2 separate regions of the Homo sapiens genome follow, and region 1 is linked to region 2. A link is an interaction called in ENCODE POLR2A ChIA-PET data of the cell type or tissue named here. Cell type or tissue: Panc1. All regions are shown on one strand. Each heading gives the region's core, and the rest is flanking DNA. Links, peaks and the distances in the headings are about the cores only. Region 1 overlaps MOSMO (modulator of smoothened). Region 2 overlaps CDR2 (cerebellar degeneration related protein 2).

Evidence for each region. ChIA-PET counts read pairs that join two places held together with the same protein. Peaks named below come from ENCODE experiments on the same cell type or tissue, not always from the same donor. Only the 100,000 strongest peaks of a DNase experiment are listed, where the experiment ranks them.
Region 1: POLR2A ChIA-PET joins it to region 2 with 11 read pairs; 1 of 35 experiments calls an interaction of 5 or more read pairs at or near these places.

What each region holds. Positions count from the first base shown.
Region 1 is chr16:22,023,440-22,028,825 of GRCh38, reverse strand. All of the region lies in intron 1 of MOSMO (modulator of smoothened), which reads right to left. Among named protein-coding and RNA genes, the nearest start is that of MOSMO, 18 kb to the right of the region's middle. RefSeq lists a silencer at 953-1,112 and an enhancer at 1,508-2,707. In Panc1, for the core only: no CTCF peak of the experiment used is centred there; a DNase peak (open chromatin) is centred at 2,215; H3K4me3 peaks cover 416 bases; H3K27ac peaks cover 3,410 bases.
Region 2 is chr16:22,366,917-22,372,302 of GRCh38, reverse strand. The region is part of intron 1 of CDR2 (cerebellar degeneration related protein 2); the gene reads left to right. Among named protein-coding and RNA genes, the nearest start is that of CDR2, 5.0 kb to the left of the region's middle. In Panc1, for the core only: no CTCF peak of the experiment used is centred there; a DNase peak (open chromatin) is centred at 2,582; H3K4me3 peaks cover 102 bases; H3K27ac peaks cover 556 bases.

The DNA of each region.
Region 1 (5,386 bases), core at 295-5,294, 340 kb after region 2:
CACTCATCAAGCCTATGGGAGTGAGGGAAGGTTAAGTAGAGTATAAACATGGGAGAACATAAAACATGTAATTTACATCACCTTTGGAAAAGTAAAGTTGTAGAAAGAGAAAAATTAAAGAAAATATGACTGAGTAGATTACATATAATAATTCCTAGAAGAGGCTAAGTATAGTGAAAGGTCAATTAAAAAAGAAAGCAGTTGTTTTAGAAGTAAACACCCATCAGATGTTTATAGAGTAGTAATTATGTGATTCTGATGTTAAGATCCTCTCTTTTTAAGTTGTTTAATGGGTGTAGAGTTTTGGTTTTGCAAGATGAAAAGAGCTTTACAGATGGATCGGGGTGACGGTGGTAAAACAATGTGAATAAACTTAATGCCACTGAACTGTACACTTAAAAATGGTTAAGATGGTAAATTTCGTTATGCATATTTTATCAAAATTAAAAAAAAAAAACATAAAAAAGATCCTCTCTTTTCAAATTCCAGGGTCCAGTAGCCCTATCCATATTGCTGAAATGATTATAATAAAACAAATATTATAACTTCTACACTGCTTGCAACTGAGTAATCATAATAAAGGAAAGTTATATTTGTATGGATGGATATATATGCATACGCACACGTGTGTTTGGTATAATGATTATATTCTGAAAACTTGAAGAAGGGAAAACTCCAGTAGTTTAACTGAAGATAGAGATTTTTATTGATTATGACCCTATATACTTTACATCTTCTGGATAAAAGACATACATCTTTTCAAAATGGATGGTACAACCTAGGAAGAGAACTGACACCAATAAATTTGAACTATATAAATCTAATGACCTAAAAAACGATACATTTTAAAAATGAAAACTGTATCCAGATGTTCTTCCAAAAGGTTATAGTTAGCTTGCCACACAACTCCTGGAGACTGCTCTTTGTGGCTTCAGTGAGGCAACTGTCCCCAAAGGAATACAGATACTTTCATACTGAGGCAGAGAAACTGAAGGCAAGGGCTAGGGGCAGGAAACGAATGAGAAATTCAATTTTCTTGTCACTGCACAAGTAGAGTAGGTGTTTAGCAGCTTGCTTTCTCACTTCCCAAACAGAATCTTCAGTGTTTTGGTTCAGAAAAATCTATTTTTGTCCTAAATTCTACTTCAAAACCTTGAGATTAAAATAAAGGGCACTCTGATAAGAAATTTTCTGTCCCTATCACTCATAAATCTGGAGGAGAAAACGGAGAGGAAGAAGGATAAATAATAATAGCTGCCACTATATTTTGAGTGCTTTCTTAGTGCTGGGTGTAGTATTAAGTGCTTTATGTGTGCTCAAGTTAATTCTCAAAACAATTCAATAAGGAAACTCAGTAACAGGCTAAATGACAAGGTACCAGCTAGAAGGAGTTGGTTAGAACATGAACCAAGTCTAATTCCACAGGTGTGCTCAAAGTTTACTATGTAGGAATATTTTTGTATAACGGTTAAATTTTTCTTGAATGTTTGTCCAGAGAGTTAAAACTTTAGAAACATTAACAAAGATGTCTCATAAACACTGATTTCCCCAGACAAGTGGCGCATTTTCCACAAACCGCTATTTTGGACAGAAAATACTAAAATAATTTTCTCCAGGTGTTTAGAAACGCAGTTAACCTAATGAAAGCACTATAACACAGTTTTGCATTCTTACTAGTGATATAAAGCACTTTTTCAAATTAATCTGATTGCCCACCTTACTTCCTTTTAAAATTATATTGAAATCCTAGTCCTAGATTTTCTTGAGAATTTCTCTAGTATATTACATAGAATTATATTTTAAAGCCACACACTAAAGACAGTTTAGGAGTGATTTAAAAAATGGAATTTCACTTTGATTCTGTTAATTCAAGAAGAGGATCTTCAAACACTGTAATTTAAAAAAAACAGAGACTTGCTACACGAATACTTTAAGCAAGAGCTAAATTCCTGAACAGTTTAACTCCTCCTATCATTTTTACTCAGCAGAATTTCAAATAGCAGCTTGTGTACCCAAGTTATTTACATATTTTCTTCCTTAATCATCTCCTTTTCAAAGGACATAGAGTTCATTTAACAACCAGTTATTATGTCCTAGTTTTATTGCTATTTTTATTTGCTTTCTTTAATGAATGAATCATTTCCAAAACCAGTTTGTAAAGTAATACTCATTTCCGCTATTTCACGTAAAAAGCACAGGTCCAACAATTGCACTCTTTACCACCCCTTCCCGTATGTCTCACCACCAAATCACTATAAGACATCCTAAATTACAAACAGATTAATGTCTTTAAGAATGCAATTCTCAGGCTGGGCGCGGTGGCTCATGCCTGTAATCCCAGCTCTTTGGGAGGCCGAGGTGGGCGGATCACCTGAGGTCAGGAGTTTGAGATCAACTTGACCAACATGGTAAAACCCTGTCTCTACTAAAAATACAAAAATTAGCTGGGCTTGGTAGCACGTGCCTGTCATCCCAGCTACTCAGGAGGCTGAGTCAGGAGGATCACTGCAACCCGGAAGGTGGAGGTTGCAGTGAGCCAAAATCGCACCACAGCACTCCAGCCTGGGCGACAGAGTGAGATCCTGTCTCCAAAAAAAAAAAAAAAAAAAAGAATGCAATTCTCTCATATCCAACTTCCAGACTTAGTTATCATACAGACCATAAATAATTGTGACTTGGACACTAGCTAATATTCCAGGAACTAGTTATTGGTGAAGCAGGAGGAATTAGGAAAAAAGCTGTTAGGTCATCTAGGTCATCTCAGAATTTGTAAAGAATGGGTAGGTCAAATACCCCTTAGGAAAGCAGATTTCAAAAAACTAGGCCTGATTACATGGAATGAAATTATTGAAAAAAGGGGGTTCAAATGGTTACTAAGTTCTTGAAAATGTGGTTCTAATAATTACAGAGGGTGTTAATAAGAGAGAGGTACTAAACAAACCAGGATGGTTAAAACAGGACTCATCAGAAACAGCACACTATAAAAACAGCAGTGTGGTATGACTCCAGCATCATTTAATGCCAGGTAAATCATTCCCTTCTTTGAATATGCTTCTTCAACAGCAAAATGGGGACATTTCCCCTGCAGAGCTGTTGTAGGGGGTTTGTTACCTACTAAGATCAGTATTTCTTTGCAGTTCTTTTTGTCCTTAGGTTATATCCCATCATTAAGAGAGCACAGTCAGAGTTTTATGTTGAAAAGTTACTTGATAATTCCTTTTTTCCTTGATGGTTACATGATTAATTTGATGTACAGTTAGGCTCACTGATTTCAATTTGTATTCAATATTGAAATTTACTTTTTTCAACAGTAAGACTACTCTTCTTTACAGTAGTGGTACTATTCATATGAGGTAAACACTGTGGCCAGTTGTCCATGGACTAGAATTTATATGTAAACAGTAGAATCGGTATGGTAACATTTATATCTACAACTTAATATTTATTACAATAAAGTATTTATGATCAATTTTTAAGATAACTGCCTATGGCTCCCGAAAAGACTATAGCTAAGGATCTTCAAAAGTTAGTCTGATTAACTTTAGTTGACACTTACATAGTGCTATGTGCCAAGCACTGTAAGTGTTTTATATACATGAAACAGACCTCTGAGGTATGTTGCCCAAAATCATGCTGCTAGTAAGCTGAACAGATAGAATTTTTTTTTTTTTTTTAGACAGAGTCTTGTTCCATTGCCCAGGCTGGAGTACAGTGGCACAATCATATCTCACTGCAGCCTTGAACTCCTAGGCTCAAGCGATCCTTCTGCCTCAGCCTCCCGAGTAGCTAGGACTACAGGCACACATCATCATGACTAGCAATTAAAAAAAAAAATGTTTGTAGAGATGAAGTCTTGCTATGTTGCCCAGGTTGGTCTCAAACTCCTGGGCTCAGGCGATCCTCCCATCTCAGCCTCCCAAAGTGCTCAGATTACAGGCACATGAACCGTCATGTCCAGACAGAACAGGTAGAATTTGAACCTAGGCTCTACAGTCTGTCCTGTTAGCCACTTTAATATAATGTCTCCTGCATTCTAACTGATTACACATATGTCCCTGCCATAAATAGGAGCCATAAAACTTAAACCTTTTCTGGTTACTTAAATGTGTGACCTTAAGAAAATTATTGTATCATAACTTTCCCACTATTAAAAATGTTTTCGGCCAGGCGCAGTGGCTCATGCCTGTAATTCCAGCACTTCGGGAGGCTGAGGTGGGCAGATCACAAGGTCAAGAGATCGAGACCATCCTGGCCAACATGGTGAAACCCCGTCTCTGCTAAAAATACGAAAATTAGCTGGGTGTGGTGGCATAAGCCTATATAGTCCCAGCTACTCAGGAGGCTGAGGCAGGAGAATCACTTGAACCCTGGAGGTGGAGGTGGCAGTGAGCCGAGATCATACCACTGCTCTCCAGCCTGGTGACAGAACAAGACTCCGTCTCAAAAAAAAAAAAAAGTTTTCAAAGATAATCAACTGCTGTAGACTAAATCTCCTATACATATTTGTAAATATTATTTAGGCCAAATCAACTGCTCTACCTAACCACTAATTTCACTCATTCAATCAACATTCATTAAACATTGCTGGGAGGTAAAGTGAGTCAATTTATTCTCCTGTCTTCTCCAAACCCCACTGAAATGACCAATATAATATACCAAAGAAACTGTCTAGAAGATCTAGATCCAGGATTTCAATATAATTTTAAAACAAAGGTTGGCAACTAATTTGAAAATGTGCTTTATATCAGAATTAAGAATGTAAAATAGTGTTATAGTCCTTTTGTTGGATAAACTAAGTTTCTTAAGAAAATATATATATATATATATAATTTGTACAAAATTCTATAGCAGCATGAGAAAATGACAAGAATACCATCAACAAAGCAGAATCACTGAAGAATTTCTTGAATCTATACAAGAGAAAACAGGTTCACAGAAAAGGAGTAAGTACCTCTGTAGCCTGTATCAATACAGTCAAAAGACAAGAGTCTTCTTCATTAGATAAGTTGACGGATTTTCTAAAAAAAACTCAGTAAAACCCCAAGCTCAGAGAAACAGGAGCTGAGCACAGCAGAGAGCTATTGGTAAAGACAATGGAAACTGACCACTGAGAATGGCTGATATCTGTACCTTGAACTTTTTCATCTGGGTATGAACTGCTTGAATGGCCAAGTTGGAGATTTGCCACAAGAGGCTCCTAGAGAGGAAGGGCAGAGCACAGTAGGAGGTGATGGATAAGAGATACAATCTTTTAGTTAATTCTAGGCTAATAAAAAGAGAAAAAAAGCAGTGCCCAGCAACTTACAGAGGCAAAAAATAAAAGAAATAGCACAGTAGGGAAAACCCATAATGTATCCAACATCCCTGATAACTGTCAAGATAGTCA
Region 2 (5,386 bases), core at 101-5,100:
AACAACAGCTGTAACACTTCAATCTACCGAGCAGCAAGTGCAACGTGTCAGGGTTACACGAGGAATTCTCTTTAACCTCTGATCAAAATAAAGTCATCAGCTCTTCAAGTTTAACCTTAAAAACACAGGTCTGGGCTGGGCGCAGTGACTCATGCCTGTAATCCTAGCACTTTGGGAGGCCGAGGCGGGCATATAACCTGAGGCCAGGAATTCGAGACCAGCCTGGCCAACATGGTGAAACTCCATCTCCACTAAAAATACAAAATTAGGTGGGTGTGGTGGCAGGCCCCTGTAATCCCAGCTACTCGGGAGGCTGAGGCAGGAGAATTGCTTGAAACTGGGAGGCGGAGTTGCAGTGAGCTGAGATCGTGCTATTGCACTCCAGCCTGGATGACAAGAACGAAACTCCCTCTCAAAACACACACACACACACACACACACACACACACACACATATCTGAACCTCTTTACTGCCAGTTGCATTTCTGTGTTTTTCAAAGGGCTGTTACGTTATCACAGTGGACTTTGACTTAACCCTCTGTGTCATAACCAACTATATGGAGTACGAGTAGAAGATGTGAAATTCCAACAATTGTAACTTGTGAATATGGCCTGTCAAAGAATAAAGGCTACAGTGTGAATAAAAGGGTATCCTTTCCCCAGTTTTGCTAAGTTATATGTTAACTCCTAAACTTTTAACAGATTTTAAAACTTGTTCATTTCTCAAAAATGTATTATCTGCTCTTTGCCAGGTATTCGCCTGGGCCCTGGGGCCACAGCACCTCCCCACATGAGTGGATAGGTAGGATTCCTACTCCCATAGAGTGAATGTTCCAGGAATCTGTTCACTAGAGAAGCCTGGAGGTGCCGCCTCATGGGATGTGCCCACTACAGCGCCTCGTACATTGTAGGCCCTCAGTAGACACTTGCTGCTGAATTAAGTTTGGGAGCAGGTCTGTCCTGTTAAACAGATTATTCAGCAAGTCTAGTGGGATTTTATGTGCAGGCATCTGTCCGTTTTTTAACATCCTCATTATTATTACTGAGCAAGGCTTATTTGGAGAGAACTGCTTAAAACTTTTTTTTTTTTTTTGAGGTGGAGTCTCGCTCTGTCCCCAGGCTGGAGTGCAGTGGCACGCTCTTGGCTCACTGCAATCTCCGCCTCCCGCGTTCAAGCCATTTTCCTGCCTCAGCCTCCCAAGTAGCTGGGATTACAGACACGTGCCACCACACCCAGCTAATTTTTGTATTTTTAGTAGAGACGGGGTTTCCCCATGTTAGCCAGGATGGTCTCAATCTCCTGACCTCGTGATTTACCCGCCTCGGCCTCCCAAAGTGCTGGGATTACAGGCGTGAACCACCGCACCTGGCTGGAAAACAACTTTTAATGATCCTGTTCTCAGTATCTTACAACTATAGAATGTTTTCCTTTAGCAGTAGTAAGCCATGCTCTGAATAGATTGAATCTTTGTATCAAAGTTTCCTAGGGTATCCGTTTTTAAATTGAAATTGCTGGAAATTTCTAACCTCAGTAAACTCTGGTCTACTATTCATACCTTGTTAGAAACATGTAAAGCTTTTGTGTAGGCAGGAGGAGAAAACCCTTTGCTGTTACAAAACTCTTTGATGAAGAGACTGTCTTTTGTCAGAGAGCTGAGTTGGCTCAGTAGGAATACTGACAATAATCTCTGTGGGTAAGATCTTTTCTGGGACAGCAGGAGCCTTCAGTGCAGGTAATGATGGTGCTTGCTTTGAAACATGCCCCTGAGAACAAGGTGGAAAGACTTCAGAGACTGGATTTTCTTTTAAACCAGCTGCTATTGTCATTTGGTGAGCTGTGCAAACTTAGAATAAGGATTCAGGTTTCTGTTATGTGGATCAGTAAATGAACTCTTAGTTTAAAGGAATCCTAAAATTGCAGGATGAGTACATCCTCCTTGTGTACAACTATTTTGCTGAATCACTGTTTGGAGGGTTATTAAAACTGACAACATCATTTTTCTTGATATTTATATTCAGGTTTTCTGCTTTCCCAATTATAGTAACATTGGCAACAGGAGTTAAACAGAAGCATCACTAAATGACGCATTTGACTTTGTAATAGGAAAAACTTTCAGCCTTACTGTTAGTGAATTACTCCTACAGACTACAGCTGCCAGTACTAATTTTTTGCCTAAAGCATAGAGCTGAGTATCTGTTTAAAGCTAACAGTTTACACCATTAAAAATATATTATTACCTGCAAAGACTCATTAGTGAAAGAATATTCAACATATGAAGGTATTGATATGTTGAAATTCTCAAGCCTGCAATAAATCTACAGTATTTTTAGTAGTTGCCTAAACCAGGCCAGTTCAATAGGATTTAGAGAAGACCCTCTTAATGAAAATTCATTTTGTAATCCTGTAGAGATGAACAGGTGTATAAGGCTTCGAAACTATATTATTTCCTTTTCTTTTGTGCCTTAATTAAAACTATAAGGGACATTCAATATTCTATTCCCTCCACTAATTATTTAGAAAACTTTCTTGGGCTTACTGCCAGCTTTTGGCCTCTTTTGGTTATGGAAGCCAGCTGCTACTCAACAGGAAATGAACTTTTTTTAAAGACAAAGTCCGGTGTCTTTAAGCTAACAGATGAAGTAATATCCTGTTATACAGTGTGACTTCACAGGAGCTTTCTTGTAGTTGGGACTTGTTAAAATTCTATCCTTAACAGCCTATAAATATTTAGGAGATCGAGACTTCAGGTTTCTGAGCCAGGCTGGTGCTTTGTTTTACTGGAAATAAGGTTTGAGATAAGGACAAGTCTCAAATTCTTTTTTGTTTGCTATCTACTAAAGAGTGCTGTCCTTGGTATCTCTTTCTGCAGGAGCAGGGAAGAGGTTCCTGGCTACTCTTAAGTAGCACAGGTAGTTCCATAACTGAATGAAAGTGGTGATAGTCTCAAGACAGTCTGGATTCTGGGAGAGGTTTCAGCCCAGTTGGGTTTTGTTTTTTTTCTTTTTTTTTTTTTTCCTGCTAAGAGACAAGGTCTTGCTATGTTGCCCATGCTGGTCTCGAACTCTTGGCCTCAAACAGTCCTCCTGCCTTGGCGTCCCAAAGTGCTGAGATTACAGGTGTGAGCCACCACACCCGGTCCTTGGCTCAGGCTTTGATTGCTGGTTAAGAGCATCTTTGGTGAATCTGAGCCTTCCCAGTGAGGAATTACCACTTCACACATTTAAGAAGGAAAGACTTAAGTAATACCTAGGTAATGTTTTTATACTTTGTCTTTAATACAGTGTGGTAGCTTCCATATGGGTCTATGTATACACATTACACACTCTGTGAGTACAAAATCATTTTTTCTGGAACATGTTGAGCCATACATAGTTCCTTTTTCATTTGGTGAAAACAGGGTATTAACTTGCCTGGGGTTGTATGTGCTTTCACTAGCAGAGCAGGCAATAAAAACCCAAATAGTTGAACTCTAATTTCTCATTGCAATCTGTGAAAACAAGTAGAAGAAATTAAGTACCTCAACAAGGGGAACATTTGTATTCTCTACCTTAAAGAAGCCTGCGGACCTCTCTTTCAATTGCCTTAAAACTCTGCAGATGAAGATAACAAAGAATCGTGATGAGAGTGAGAGTGAGAACCTGTTGACCTAAGAGTTTCTGTTTGATCTGTGACTCACCTTGGAGCTTGATTAGGTCAATTAACAGTTTTGTGCTTCAGGCTGTCTCATCTGAGAAACTGGACTAAATACCTTTAAAGATATAAAGACTAATGTCTCTAGAAAACAAAAAGTAGGCTGGGGGCAGTGGCTCATGCCTATAATCCCCAGCACTTGGGGAGGCCGCGGTGGGCGGATCACTTGAGGTCAGGATTTCGAGACCAGCCTGGCCAGCATAGTGAAACCCCATCTCTACTAACAATACAAAAATTAGCCAGGTGTGGTGGTGGGTGCCTGTAATCCCAGCTACTCAGGAGGCTGAGGCAGGAGAATCACTTGAATCCAGGAGGCAGAGGTTGCAGTGAGCCGAGATCGCACCACTGCCCTCCAGCCTGGGTGACAAGAGTGAGAGACTCCATCTCAAAAAAAATAAATAAATAATGACAAGAAAAAGACTAATGTCTCTTAAATGCTTTGAGCTATTTGTAAAAGTTCTGTGTTTTGTAAATACAAGTTATTTCATAGATTTAATGGAAGTCTTTATTTTTTATTTTTTTATTTTTGAGACAGGGCCTCACTGTATTTTTGGTAGAGATGTAATTTCACCATGTTGCCCTGGCTGGTCTCGAACTTCTGAGCTCAAGCAGTCCATCTGGTTCACCCTCCCAAAATGCTGGGATTATAGGCATGACCCACTGCACCTGGCCTCTAAAGTCTTAATGAATGTAATGACTAATAGACATTGTTAGTTTTGAAATCACAAGAGAATGTATTTTAGCACCTATCTACCAACAGTATACTGTTTTATTTTAAATGGGTGTAAAATGTTTTTAAATGATCTGGAGTTGGGTGTGGTAGGTTTTGCTGCTTTTTCCAGAGTGAAAACTAACCAAGTAGAATACTAATTATGCACTTGAGTGGACATTACAACAACTAATGCTGTTGTTACCATTTACTCAATGCTAAGTTTTACTATGAGTAGTGGTGGATAGCCATTAAGCCTTATTTGTCAACCTCTAAAAATTAAGTTTAAAAATCATTATGTAGTGAGTTTCCTTGTTTTTATGATAAATTTTTTTCATAATACTTTTATGACAATAACTGAGGCTACTTTCCATCATACCTAGAATAAAATTTAAACTTTACCTACCATGGGCTATAAAATCCTATATGATCTGATCCCTCATGCTTCTATCATACTGGCTGCTTGTCAGGTTGTAGAATATGCCAAATTCATGGCAAGTTCTTCATCCTTCAAGCTTCAGCTAAAAGGTCTTGTCAGACCTTCCTTATGACCTCCCTTTCTAAATTGGGCCCTAGGCTGGGCACAGTGGCTCATGCCTGTAATCCCAACATTTTGGGAGGCTGATGTGGGAGGATGTGTTGAGGCCAGAAGTTTGAGATCATCCTGGGCAGCATTGTAAGACCCTGTCTCTACAATAAATCAGTAAGTAAGTAAGCTGGGTTTGGTAGTGCATGCCTGTAGTCCCAGCTGTTTGGCAGGCTGAGGCAGGAAGATCACTTGAGCCCAGGAATCCAAGGCTACAGTCAGCCATGAGTGCACCACTGCACTCCAGCATGGCAACAGAGCGAGACCGTGCCTAATAAAGAGACAGAAAAAGAAAGCCCTTTGTTCATTATCACCAAATCCAGGTTTTTCTCCCCCGCTTTATCTTTTAGACTTTATATTGAATTGGTCAACAAATCCTTTAGCTTTACTTTCAAAACAT